2 separate regions of the Homo sapiens genome follow, and region 2 is linked to region 1. A link is a contact called in ENCODE Hi-C or POLR2A ChIA-PET data. All regions are on one chromosome and are shown on one strand. The core of a region is the stretch at or near the end of the contact, and the rest is flanking DNA. Distances in the headings are between cores, read along the strand shown. Region 1 holds the start of CCNA2 (cyclin A2). Region 2 holds the start of IL2 (interleukin 2).

Evidence for each region. Hi-C counts contacts between places; a loop is a spot of excess contacts on that map. ChIA-PET counts read pairs that join two places held with the same protein, here RNA polymerase II (POLR2A). Pooled maps may share reads with other maps.
Region 2: a loop to region 1 is called in a map of CD4-positive, alpha-beta memory T cell, with 2.3 times the contacts of the local background. The contact joins the promoter of IL2 here to the promoter of CCNA2 in region 1. A Hi-C loop is called at or near these places in 1 of 168 maps with a recorded cell type or tissue (CD4-positive, alpha-beta memory T cell) and 7 of 50 pooled maps. POLR2A ChIA-PET finds 5 or more read pairs at or near these places in 2 of 52 experiments (activated T-cell and activated naive CD4-positive, alpha-beta T cell).

The regions. Positions count from the first base shown.
Region 1 is chr4:121,820,383-121,827,000 of GRCh38, forward strand. It overlaps CCNA2 (cyclin A2), which reads right to left and starts at 3,501. Exons shown (of 8, transcript NM_001237.5): 1 at 3,034-3,501; 2 at 2,021-2,264; 3 at 597-709; 4 at 160-383. The coding sequence starts at 3,246. It overlaps BBS7 (Bardet-Biedl syndrome 7), which reads right to left. Exons shown (of 19, transcript NM_176824.3): 19 at 3,947-5,611. The coding sequence ends at 5,478. RefSeq lists enhancers at 3,040-3,089, 3,280-3,349.
Region 2 is chr4:122,454,246-122,460,863 of GRCh38, forward strand. It overlaps IL2 (interleukin 2), which reads right to left and starts at 2,480. Exons shown (of 4, transcript NM_000586.4): 1 at 2,049-2,480; 2 at 1,899-1,958. The coding sequence starts at 2,195. RefSeq lists an enhancer at 4,466-4,525.

The sequences.
Region 1 (6,618 bases), core at 2,251-4,750:
TTTCATCCTCCTCCACTGCCCTAAGCCCCAGCACATTGCCATCCCTAAAGTAGTCACTGACTCTGCCTGGTGTATGTTAAAAGGTCACCATTAAAAAAATCAATTTCTTCCCTAGACAAAAGGTCGTGATCACTTTTAAACAAACCAAGGTAGACTTACGAGGCTAACAGCATAGCAGCAGTGCCCACAAGCTGAAGTTTTCCTCTCAGCACTGACATGGAAGACAGGAACCTATCAATGTAGTTCACAGCCAAATGCAGGGTCTCATTCTGTAGTTTATATTCTTCTCCTACTTCAACTAACCAGTCCACGAGGATAGCTCTCATACTGTTAGTGATGTCTGGCTGTTTCTTCATGTAACCCACTTTAGGTTTACATTTAACCTATTGAGAAAATTATTTATAGTGTTAAAATTATTCTAGTGTAAAAACTGCAATTAGATTATTTTACCATTAATTACGAGAGGCTACATGCTATAAACTTAACTGTAGCATTAGAATAATTCATTAGTTTAAAAATTTAAACATTATCCTCTCAATTTCATTTAGCCACATTTAACAAATACATTATACAAACTGGATTCAGAGAACCTTTACCTCCATTTCCCTAAGGTATGTGTGAATATCCTCATGGTAGTCTGGTACTTCATTAACACTCACTGGCTTTTCATCTTCTAATATAATTGACATGTCCATAGTATGTGGTGACTCTGGGACAATTCAAAAGATATGATTAAATTAATTGTTTGCCTATTTAGTTTAATAGCTAAAAATGACTGCCATGGAAGGAATCTCATATTAACAAAGCACTTATTTCTTCAAACTAAAAAGAGCTTCTCATGACAAAATATGTAGAATATTTTACCCTAGTCTCAGTATCTCTGTACATAGAACTTTGGAATGATTTTAGTTAATGAGGGAAAAAAAAAAAAACATATTGGTAGGCCCCTAACAGGAAAATGAGAATCAGGTATTATCTTAAAGTATCCATCTTCCACAACAGAAAGGAGCAAATGGCATGGTGGTTCTGTTAGGACAGAACACTTTTAAAATCCAAGTTTTGAGATAATATCTAAGATTTGTCCCAAGAGAAACTGCAGATCCCAGAGTCTGACATATATAAAGCACAAGTAGGCAATAGCTAGCATCAGTTAAATGGCCTCTATTAACAAGTGTTATTAAGAAATTAGGTTTGTTATGGGCAAATGGATTAACACTATAAATAATTTATTTTTTGTAGTATAAATTATTTTGAAGCAAAGAGTATCATCCATTATTCCTTTCACTTCAAAGATCACCTTGAGATTAAACATTTTCTGCAAAATTTTGATAAAAACACACAAATTATTATTTCCAAAGGACTTTTCCTGCTCACCCCTCCTTCCTCACAATCAATACAACTAAAACTAAAATGAGATTGGATTTAGTGAGCTGTCCAGTGACTCAATATCCCTAGGGCAAAGAAATAGTACAAACTGCAAAGAGCTGTTTACAGAAGCTACTTTAATACATGGGTAAGAGTAAACAGCCATGGTACAACTATTTACTTGTAGGAGGAAAAGTGTCACTTTCTGGTATCAGATGCTAATCCAGACTGGTTTTATAGAAACAAAATTATAAAACTGGAAGAGACGTTATGTAATCACAATATTTAAGACTGCATCTTCAAATAGCACTAAGTGATATATAAGTGAGTTAAATAAAACTGAAATCTATTCTCCCAACCAAGAACACATTTATGGGATCAGATTAAAATAAGCATTTAAGATCTAATTATAATTAGATTGATGTGACTGGCAGTGAACCTGAAAGAGCACTGGATAAGGATCTTTTTGTATGTCACCAAGTCAAGTGTTAGCTGTGAGATCTGAGATAAGTCACATCCTTTCTAAGCCTTGTTACATTAAACCTAACTCACTATAGTCAAAATGACTACATAAGACATCTTAAAATGCAAATCATTAATATCATCTAATAATTATAATTACCGTAATTCCACACAGATTTTCCTTAAAACTTACCAAAACTACCATCCATTGGATAATCAAGAGGGACCAATGGTTTTCTGGGTCCAGGTAAACTAATGGCTGAATTAAAAGCCAGGGCATCTTCACGCTCTATTTTTTGAGATTCAGCTGGCTTCTTCTGAGCTTCTTTTTCTGCTTCATCCACATGAATGGTGAACGCAGGCTGTTTACTGTTTGCTTTCCAAGGAGGAACGGTGACATGCTCATCATTTACAGGAAGATCCTTAAGGGGTGCAACCTAAAAAAAAATTAATAACTGGCTTTGAGCCTACTAGTCTTGCATTCTTTCTCTTATGGGTGTTGGCCTTTGCTTTTTCTCCCAAATACTCTATCAGGAATTAAACTTTCTGGGACAAAGAAGAGTTTCAGTATTCAAAAGAGAAGGGATGTTCCCATTTGTCACAGGCATTCCCACAAAGGCTATCAATAGATAACACTAGGTGGAATTATGCAAAACTTATCAGGGCCACAAGAAGGGTCGGGTGACAGGCCAATACGTGACAAGTTTAGGAAAGACAGCAAAAAAATTGTTGGTTCACCACTGTCGCCCGAGGGTGGAGCAACAGAGCAAATCCGGCTAAAATGGCGGAATTTGCCAAAAGCAAAGTATTTTGTACACGCTTTTCTAAAGTAGAGGTCATCTCTTAAGCGTGAGGAGGATAGGGGTCAGAGTCCTACAGCAGTGCCTGGGGTTTAAAAGTGGAGAGAAAGGCGCGGAGCTGAGCGAAGACTACACGTTTTAGAGCTTGGTTTGACCCCATTATGTACAGGCAGATGCCCCCTATAGAGAGCAGACCGGCAGCATACACACAGTGTTGGCGGGGTCCTGATGCTAATATGGGAGAACTCCTACTGTGGCAAACCACACACCAGCACCAACTGCACTCCAGACCCTGGCCCCCTTCCAAAAGCCCAGGACATGCCTTCTCGCCACTCTTCTCTGCCTGCTAAGCCAATGCCAAACCCTGCTCGACCCACCCTCCTGCAGATATCCCGCATCCCTTTACCCGTCTCGTCTTCGGCCTCTGCTGCTGCGCTAGACCCCGCGGGTTCCCGGACTTCAGTACCGCCAGCGCGGCCCGGGTCCGCGGTTGTTGGACGGGCGCTGCCTTTTCCGGGTTGATATTCTCCTGGTCCTCTTGGAGCGCCGTCTGCTGCAATGCTAGCAGCGCCGAGCCCGCCTCGCGGGTCGCAGGCCCCGGCGCAGAGTTGCCCAACATCACTGCTCCCGGGAGTGGACGGCGGGATCAGCCTGCGGCGCCAAGCAGCGTGCACTCTGCCCAGCCGACCACTCGCACCGACCCGGCCAAAGAATAGTCGTAGCCGCCGGTCGCAGCCCAGGCCAGCCTACCAGCCCGCCCGCTCGCTCACCCAGCTCGAGACCACGCAGGGCCGAGGAGGTTGCGAAAGGCGCAGGCAGGCACTGCCCAGCGTGGCGAGCCAAAGACGCCCAGAGATGCAGCGAGCAGCCCGCCGGAGCGGCGGCTGTTCTTGCAGTTCAAGTATCCCGCGACTATTGAAATGGACCAATGAAAGCGCTCGCGGCCTTGACGTCATTCAAGGCGACAGGGTCGCAGGCGAGTGAAGGGTAAACCAAAGGAAACTGAGCAGGGGCGGGGCAGGAGGGAGAAACAAACTGGCTGGGGCGGGAGAAAACGCCTGCGCGGGGCGGGGAGAGGTAGGATTTAGGGCCCGACGCTTCCGATTATTTTAAGCTGAGCCACCTAGTGAGCGAGGCTGTCCGAAGGCTGACTCTAAGCCTTTTAGGGAATTAAACGGAATTAAACTTTGGCGACTATCATTTGGGTTGCCCAGCCTTTAGCTCTGGGACGTCTAGTTAGCTTAAGTGACTTTTTCCAAAGGTCTAAAATCTGGGGCACGTTTTTCAGTATCTCCGATTCTCCGTTTTCTTATGTGTTAATAGGGACTAATAACTACAGTCATATGGTTGTTAGGATTAAATAATGTGCATAAATTATTTAACACGGAGCTCACATAGTAATACAGTACTCAAGTGTCAAGACTGTAATGTCATCTTAACATTTAGGCGTTTATTCATAGTAACCAGAAATTGTGTTTTATGCTTTTTATTTTTCCTAATGAAGATGCAATTAATTTAAGATGGCACCTTGAACTACTGTTGATATATATAATAAATAGCAGTGCATTACAAAATATTCAAATACAGTCATTAATTTTTTTCTATTTTTCCCCAAGCTGTGGCAACCAACAAAAAACACAATGACGTTCTAGTGACCTAGATATAATTATGTTCCTTTCAGAAGTAAAGTTTTTTAAACATAGTAAAAACAATATGACCTTATTAAAATAAAACTCTCTTAACTATACGTGCCTTTAACAAATTTTTATATTTATATATAAATATAAGAATATACAAAGCTTGCACATAACTAATAAGTATAATAGCATATCATTAAGAAGCACTGTTTTCTAAAAAATTCGTGAGTCTGCCCTTCTTGAAACATAAAGCTTATTTTCCATTATCTGTATGCCATTTTAAAACCTTTCAATATTCCCTTGAAATTAATAAATATGAATTAAGATTAATGCACAAAACTTCTGTAGCCTTAATGTCATATATGATAAAAAGAGATCTAGAAGATACTAGTGTAGGAAAATCTAAGATGGCATCACTATTTCTGCACTCTTCACTTGAAGCACGCTGAATAGCTCCACTGGTTACAGCATGTCTAATTAAGATCCCCCGACTCTGTGTAAGCTCTTCTTATTTCCTGGCTACAATTTATAGCACTGAGCCAAGTCCAGCATTTCCACAAACTGCAGCAGAGTCATAAAACACTACCAAGCAAAAGGAATATCAGTTGCAAATCAATCCTATCTCCTAGAAAAAACAATTGGTAGGTTATTTCCACTAGCTGGCAACATACATAGTAACCAGGACACAAAGCAAGTACCAGTACTTGGGTTCTGGTCCCAGCTTTACAAAATATTAGCATGTCCTCTTAATCACAAAATTTCACTGAGAATCAGTTTTCTTATATGATTTGACAAATTTTACAACAGTTGTGAAGATCAAATAAGGTAATATATAAAAATACATTTTGAAGCCTATAAAGCGGTCTACATGTTTATGTGTTTATGTACCTTGTAATACATTTGAATATATTTTAATTTTCCACATATTACTTCTCAATTTAAAAATTAAAACAGCCACTTGCCAAAAATTCATTAAAATCCTATTTAAATCATTCTACTTGTGTTTTAAAAATAAAAAGACTCTTTTAGTTTTAGAAAGTTCAATTTGTCAAAAGAAATAGAAGCATTACTTTAAAAAGCCATTATATCTCAAATATTTTTAGATATAAAAAAGCATTTGAAATTAAAGTACATACACAGTTAACTTCTAATTCTCTTTTAACATTTTTCATTTAAACAGACCACTTCTTTGGGACTTTACCTTATTTGTATGTCATGCTGCATCGAAGAATGAAATCAATGCATTTTGGTCATAACTGTCCAGAATTTCCAATAGAAGGGGTACTTTAGTTTTTACATTGGTGCCTTTAAACTTAAATTTATCTATGAAAAGATCAGTGATCATGCCTTTAAAGAAAAAACATAAATTTCCTGTCAGTGATTAGTTATATTTAATGACACAGTATTTCACTAAAGTAATTGCTTGATAATCTATTTTTAAGCACCTGTAATTCCATGATTTAACATACACAAACCTAAAAGCCATGTTTTTAAAAATAGTCATTTTGGGGGGATTTTAAAACAAGTTTCAAGATATAAATCATCTGCCTAATAACCCTCTTAACAATTGATTACAAGCTATTAATTCAGACAATCAACTACTGGCCATTTTTGAACTGCTATCAGTATATATAACATCACAACAAGTGGTATATTTTTTCCACCAAGCTGACCATTTTGACATAGTCTAGGCAGATTCTATTTTTAACAGCTTATCTGAATTAAAATATTCCACCTATATGTTGACCATTCTTGGGATTTGACTTGAAGGCAAATAGTCCTAGGTTCAAAGATCTGGGCAAATCATTTCACCTTGAGTTTTCTCATATGTAAAACAGGAATAATTCAAGCTGTCAATCCTTTATCCAAAAAGCTTGATGCAAGATGTATTTCAGAATTTTTCCTATTTTAGGAAGATAATGAAAGGAATATACTATGGTATTAACCCCAAGGGGACTGAGTAGCAGCATCCAATAGCAAAACATAGTACTATTTCTGGCACAAAATATACGGATGAATATTTGCACTAAGTGGAATAAAAAAGATATAACCTTGGGCTGGGCACGGTGGCTCATGCCTGTAATCCCAGCACTTTGGGAGGCTGAGGTGGGCAGATCACGAAGTCAGGGGTTGGAGACCAGCCTGGCCAATATGGTGAAACCCTGTCTCTACTAAAAGTACAAAAAAATTAGCTGGGCATGGTGGCGCACACCTGTAATCGCAGCTACTCAGGAGGCTGAGGCAGGAGAATTGCTTGAACCCAGGGGGCAGAGGCTGCAGTAAGCCGAGATCGCGCCACTGACTCCAGCCTGGGAGACCAAGCGAGACTCTGTCTCAAAAAACAAACAAACAAA
Region 2 (6,618 bases), core at 1,230-3,729, 630 kb after region 1:
AAGAATCACAGAATGTTGAGAGAGAAGGAACTCTTGGATGCCATCTATCACAATCCCAACATTTTACACTAGGTAACAATAATCATGTAGTAGTGGCTCTCAATATAGCCTTGAGCAAGACACATTTTTAAATATGTCTTAAATTTTTACTTTTCTACAATCACTACATTAAGATGCATTTTAAAAATGTTTGTCCCAGTGAAATAAAAAATTATAATACTTTGGGAGGACTTTTGGACAGGCCTCTTGATTCTATATTATATATAATATTTCATATTTCTATGGTATATTACAATTTAAAAGAATTTTCTCCAAAATAGGCCCATTTACTTCTCACAGTCATCTTTTGAAGTAGGCAGTGAAGTATCATCTCCACTTTATAAATAAGCACACTAAATCTCAGAATTTGACCACATAAGTAGGTAGAGCCAGAATTAGATTTCATTTCTTTCTCATTATAGCATTAACATAGCATCCTTGGAATCAAATATTTTTATTAGTTTCTAAAATCTTTTGTAAATGTGCAATGAGGGTTAAATGAACAAATGAATAGAGTTTATCATTACTTTTGGTTTCAAACTTAGATTTCCATGAATTCTACCACCCCCTAAATTATGCACATAATCTCATCTTTCTAACACTCTTTAGTGGGAAAGGTAGGTCAAGACAATACCAATCCCCTGATATGTCCATCTATTGCGCTTTCAATTCACCACTACAAATTCTACAAATTCGGGTTTAAGTTTTTGGCATGAACAATGTGGAGAAATTTTCTTCAGAAAACAGCATCTAGTATCTTTATGTTGCTGGAGTTGCATTATGTGGCTCTGATTAAACTAGAGTAACATCTGTAAGCTGTCTCCTTTACATCTTTCAGAAGGGTAGTTAGAAGCAGATTTCTCTTGAATTAATAGAATTTGAGTCAATGGGATTGCATCTGTGTCCCCTTAAATCCTATTATTTTCTGGGCTTGGATTCACCCTGGCACAAGCTCTTTCTGGCACCAGATTTTGTTCATTCTCTCTTAACTGGCACAGCTACTAGGTAGCTTTACACACCTAATGTAGCCTAGGAGCTTGGATGATTATGCTTATGCTCTATCTGAATCCAAAAACAACCTAATGAAGCTTTTAATCTTGGAAAATAAGTCATATAGCATTATAAATCTCAAGTTCTATTGGTAAAAAGATAAAGTCCAAAATTTTACTTTGTATTTCTCAGTGAAAATTTTATCTTTAATACTACTAATAATAGCTAATGCTTGTATGGTATTTACCTTATGCCAGACACGGTTCTGAGTGCTTTACATTTACTTACTAATTCTCACAAAGCCATATTAAGTATATACAGTTATTCATTTAAGTAGACATGAAACTGAATCACAAACAGAGTAGGTAATTTGCCAAAGATCATGAAAGCTAGGACATGGCAGAGCTGAGATTTCACTTCAGATATCTGGCCCCAGACTCTGTGCTATTAGTGTTATGCTGCCTCTCACTTAGAAACCTTTCCTAAAACAAGAAAAGATTTTTAAAAGTGGGCTCCTTGGAAATAGATTTTGGTATTTTACATACTAAAATGACATAATCAAATATTTTAGAGTTTTACATTTTTAAATGAAACCATAAATGAACATTTTTGTTTAGAATTGTCTTATCGATAAAGTGAGAATATTATTTTTATGTTTTCTTCCCACCCCCACCAACACACAAATATATATTAAAAATATAGGTAAAACTGTTTTAATAGAGGCTTCATTATCAAACTTGGGTTTTCAAAAAAACAAATTAAAGTTACTCTTTACCTCAGATGAGCTGCTATTAGTCCCATCTGTGCAAATTTTCATATTACTTTGAATTTTATTAAAACAGAAATTGAACATAAAATATTGTACTTACCTTCTTGGGCATGTAAAACTTAAATGTGAGCATCCTGGTGAGTTTGGGATTCTTGTAATTCTAAGAAAGTATAATGCATTGTTATTAAGAAATGATCTCCAGCTAGATTACTAAATGTAATAATTTTAGTAAGAAAGGAAATATACTTACATTAATTCCATTCAAAATCATCTGTAAATCCAGCAGTAAATGCTCCAGTTGTAGCTGTGTTTTCTTTGTAGAACTTGAAGTAGGTGCACTGTTTGTGACAAGTGCAAGACTTAGTGCAATGCAAGACAGGAGTTGCATCCTGTACATTGTGGCAGGAGTTGAGGTTACTGTGAGTAGTGATTAAAGAGAGTGATAGGGAACTCTTGAACAAGAGATGCAATTTATACTGTTAATTCTGGAAAAATATTATGGGGGTGTCAAAATGTTTTACATATTACACATATTTTCAAAGACTTTACCTGTCTGAAAAAACATTACCTTCATTTTTCCTCTTCTGATGACTCTTTGGAATTTCTTTAAACCCCCAAAGACTGACTGAATGGATGTAGGTGAAATCCCTCTTTGTTACATTAGCCCACACTTAGGTGATAGCTCTAATTCATGCAATTAACGCCTTCTGTATGAAACAGTTTTTCCTCCTTTCTTTAAGGGGGTGGGGATACAAAAGTAACTCAGAAAATTTTCTTTGTCATAAAACTACACTGAACATGTGAATAGCATATTGTGGTGGACAAGAGCAAGAGTAAACAGATGAAAAGAATAAATGTTTAGATTTGTTGATAAAACAGGAAGTGTATTGGTTTCCTGTTTCAGAATGGTTTTACCTTTTTATCCACACAATGAGCTAATTGCATACAATAAGATAGATTGCTTCTTACATGTCAGCTAGAGAAATACTAAGATTAGAATACTTAAAATGCTTATTGAGCTTGAGGTACTGTTTAACGCTATTTTAATTTAAAATGATTATATATCTGTTTAAGTCTCTTAATGTCTATTGTACATTTTTTAAAGGGTGCGATTGTTAAATACTCAGAAAAAGGTTTGCATTCAAGGATACTGATGCTAGTTTTATAATAGACTTTGTATGTGTTATGTGTAAACCAGTCCATGTTTCTCGTTTTTATGTCTTTACCTCTTTAATGGATTTTTATTTATCCTCTAAATCACCTGGGACACTATGAATGTAACAATAATCGTTATGAAATATGATCTTGTTTTTAGTCAGAAGACTAGGATATTTAGGATAGGTGTTCATTCATCCTCAGTACAGTGCACAAACTGGCTGAACAATTGTACGGATATATACTTCTAATTTAACCTGGGGACACTTGAGGAGATCCTGTCTCAGAGAGAGTCCTTGTAAAGCTTCCATTCTATGGCCTTATTTATTTCTTACCTGGACTTTTTTTTTTTTTTTAAAGATGGTATTGTCTGTGTTTTTGTTTGTTTTTTTAAGACAATATTGTCTGGTCTTTAAACAGACATCTAGCACCTATAATGCCTTCAGGTATATAGAAAGAGAGAAAAGAGAACAGTGTACAGGCAGGCACTTAGTCTAATATAAGTCTTACAGACTTGTGAAGTGATGGCTCCTATTTTGCAGATTAGAAAACTGAGGCTCAGAGAAGTTAAGTAATTTGCTCTAGGTCACTCAGCCCTTATTGCCAGTAAGGGGCAGAAGAAGGATTTGAAAAGAGAATGTTCTGACTCCAAAAATCCACTCTCTTACCATTTGTATTTTTTCAAAGAACCTGATTTGTAATAGGGAAGATATGTACATACACAAGTGTAGTCCTGGGTGATAGGTGATTGCTGCCCCAAGGGAGGTGGATATAAGGAATCTTGAATAAGGAACAATTAATTTAAACTGGATTTTGAGGAGGGTGCATAGGCAGGAATGATTAAAGCAGTCTAAGGAACAGTCAAATGTAATATTTTACAAAGAACAGAGAAAAATGGTTCAATAAGAGTTTTCTATGCGTTAGGTAATGTTCGGAGAATATAAAACAAATTTAAAAATAAAGATTATAGTCCCTCAAGTAGAAAAAAAAATGAAGAAAAGGTCAGATTAGGGCCAAATCTCATGAACTTTTTATACGAAAAAATGCAAAATGTCTCTATACATTTCAGATCAAAATCACATTAACGCTGTTATAAGGGGCAGGCTATTTGGTAGTCTGTGTGTTATTTATTTAATATAATAAAGTACAGCTTTATTATACTTGTTTTGCTTCTCTAAAGAGTTTCAGTGTCTAATCCCAGCATCATCACTCAGGCCTTTACCCTTCCAGAATGGAAGAATTCAAGCCCACACATTTTCCTATGTGGGGGCTTTTCCAATGAGGTATTTGATGTTCTCCAGTCTTGATATTTCTATTTCTCTGGCTATTTCCATTAGAGAATGGGGCAATATATGGCTATACTTCTGGGACCCTGTAGAAAACTGAGTTCTTAGACCCCTAGTTTATCTCTGTTAATGCACAGTAGGCACCATTATAGAAGTTGGCTTTTTCATTTCTTTCTTGAAATACGTGTGGAAAAGCTACATTCGCTGTGACATACTTTCGCTTTCTCACGTCTGACACATCAGCTGGCTTTTCTGGTTGTGGCAGTAAAGTCACTAGTAGACTGCTAACTACCACGTGTGTCATACCCCCTGCTTCTCCTTTTACTATGCAGAATTTTACTATTAAACAAGAAGCTATTTTTAGTTGCTTAGCATTGTTTGTGACTTAGCCTCTTAGACTCAAGAGTGGCCCAAGTCCTTTCAAAGGGCAACCCCCATCCCTGAAGCTGCCTACCTAAGAGATTGCTCACTGTGTTGCACATATTGTCACTCCATCAAAGCTGACTTTCCAGGACTCTGCTTCCCATAAGTTTCTTCTTTCTGACCCTCTTTCAAAGTTTTGTAAAACTTTAATTTGGTCTGTAGCTTGATACCTATATTAATTCATCTCTTGTCAGTTTCTGTAAAGGCCTCTTGGGTTTTCAAGATTCAGTTCTGTTTCTTTGAAATTAGGAACGTGTTGGACAATTTCCACACCATCCAGAGATAATTCAGCTAGAAGCTCTGTGTTTCCTGTAAAAATCTGAATGAGCTCGGACATAGCTTGGTGATGCATTTGTCTTTATCAGCCCTATGGCCCTCCATAATGAAACACCACTTTTGTAAATCTGTTTATGATCACAGTTATGTCTCTGTGGTGTGTGCTCTTCCATGTGGCAAATTTTAATAATGTTCATAACCTTTTGGGATTGAAGAATTATTTCCATGGTACTTTCAATTTTGCAAAGTATTTTCAAATTTATTGTCTTGTATAGTCACATTTTACTGATAAGAAATTTGACATTTACAGAGGTTAAAGTGGCTTACCCAAGATCACATTCTTAATTAGTGGTGAAGTTAGAGCAAAAACTCAAAGCCTCCCTGACCCCTCATAATCTCATCTTTTTTCCAGTGTAAAATAGTGATAATAAATTCTGGACCCATTAGGCTACATAGAGTAGGATGAATGAGATTGTGCCCACTATTCCATCTCACTTCACTCTGTCGGTGGTAGCTGATGATTCAAGGAAGGCATCATCCATCTTCACCTAAACAACAATTTGAGTATCCTTAGGATTTCTTTTTTACTTTATTTATTTATTTTAATTATACTTTAAGTTTTAGAGTACATGTGCACAACGTGTGGGTTTGTTACATATGTATACATGTGCCATGTTGGTGTGCTGCACCCATTAAATCGTCATTTAACATTAGGTATGTCTCCTAATGCTATCCCTCCCCACTCCCCCCACCCCACAACAGGCCCCAGTGCGTGATGTTCCCCTTCCTGTGACCATGTGTTCTCATTGTTCAGTTACCACCTATGAGTGAGAACATGCGGTGTTTGGTTTTTTATCCTTGCGATAGTTTGCTGAGAATGATGGTTTCCAGCTTCATCCATGTCCCTACAAAGGACATGAACTCATCCTTTTTTATGGCTGCAAAGTATTCCATAGTGTATATGTGCCACATTTTCTTAATCTAGTCTATCATTGTTGGACATTTGGGTTGGTTCCAAGTCTTTGCTATTGTGAATAGTACCACAATAAACATATGTGTGCAAGTGTCTTTATAGCAGCATGATTTATAATCCTTTGGGTATATACCCAGTAATGGGATGGCTGGGTCAAATGGTATTTCTAGTTCTAGATCCCTGAGGAATCGCCATACTGACTTCCACAATGTTGAACTAGTTTACAGTCCCACTAACAGTGTAAAAGTGTTCCTATTTCTCCACATCCTCTCCAGCACCTGTTGTTTCTTGACTTTTTAATGATCGCCATTCTAACTGGTGTGAGATGGTATCTCATTGTGGTTTTGATTTGCATTTCTCTGATGGCCAGTGATGATGAGAATTTTTTCATGTGTCTTTTGGCTGCATAAATGTCTTCTTTTGAGAAGTGACTGTTCTTATCCTTTGCCCACTTTTTGATGGGGTTGTTTGTTTTTTTCTTGTAAATTTGTTTTTTTCTTGTAAATTTTGTTTTTTTCTTGTAAATTTGTTTTTTTCTTGTAAATTTGTTTGAGTTCATTGTAGATTCTGGATATTAGCCCTTTGTCAGATGCAAAAATTAGCCCTTTTGTCAGATTGCAAAAATTTTCTCCCATTCTGTAGGTTGCCTCTTCACTCTGATGGTAGTTTCTTTTGCTGTGCAGAAGCTCTTTAGTTTAATTAGACCC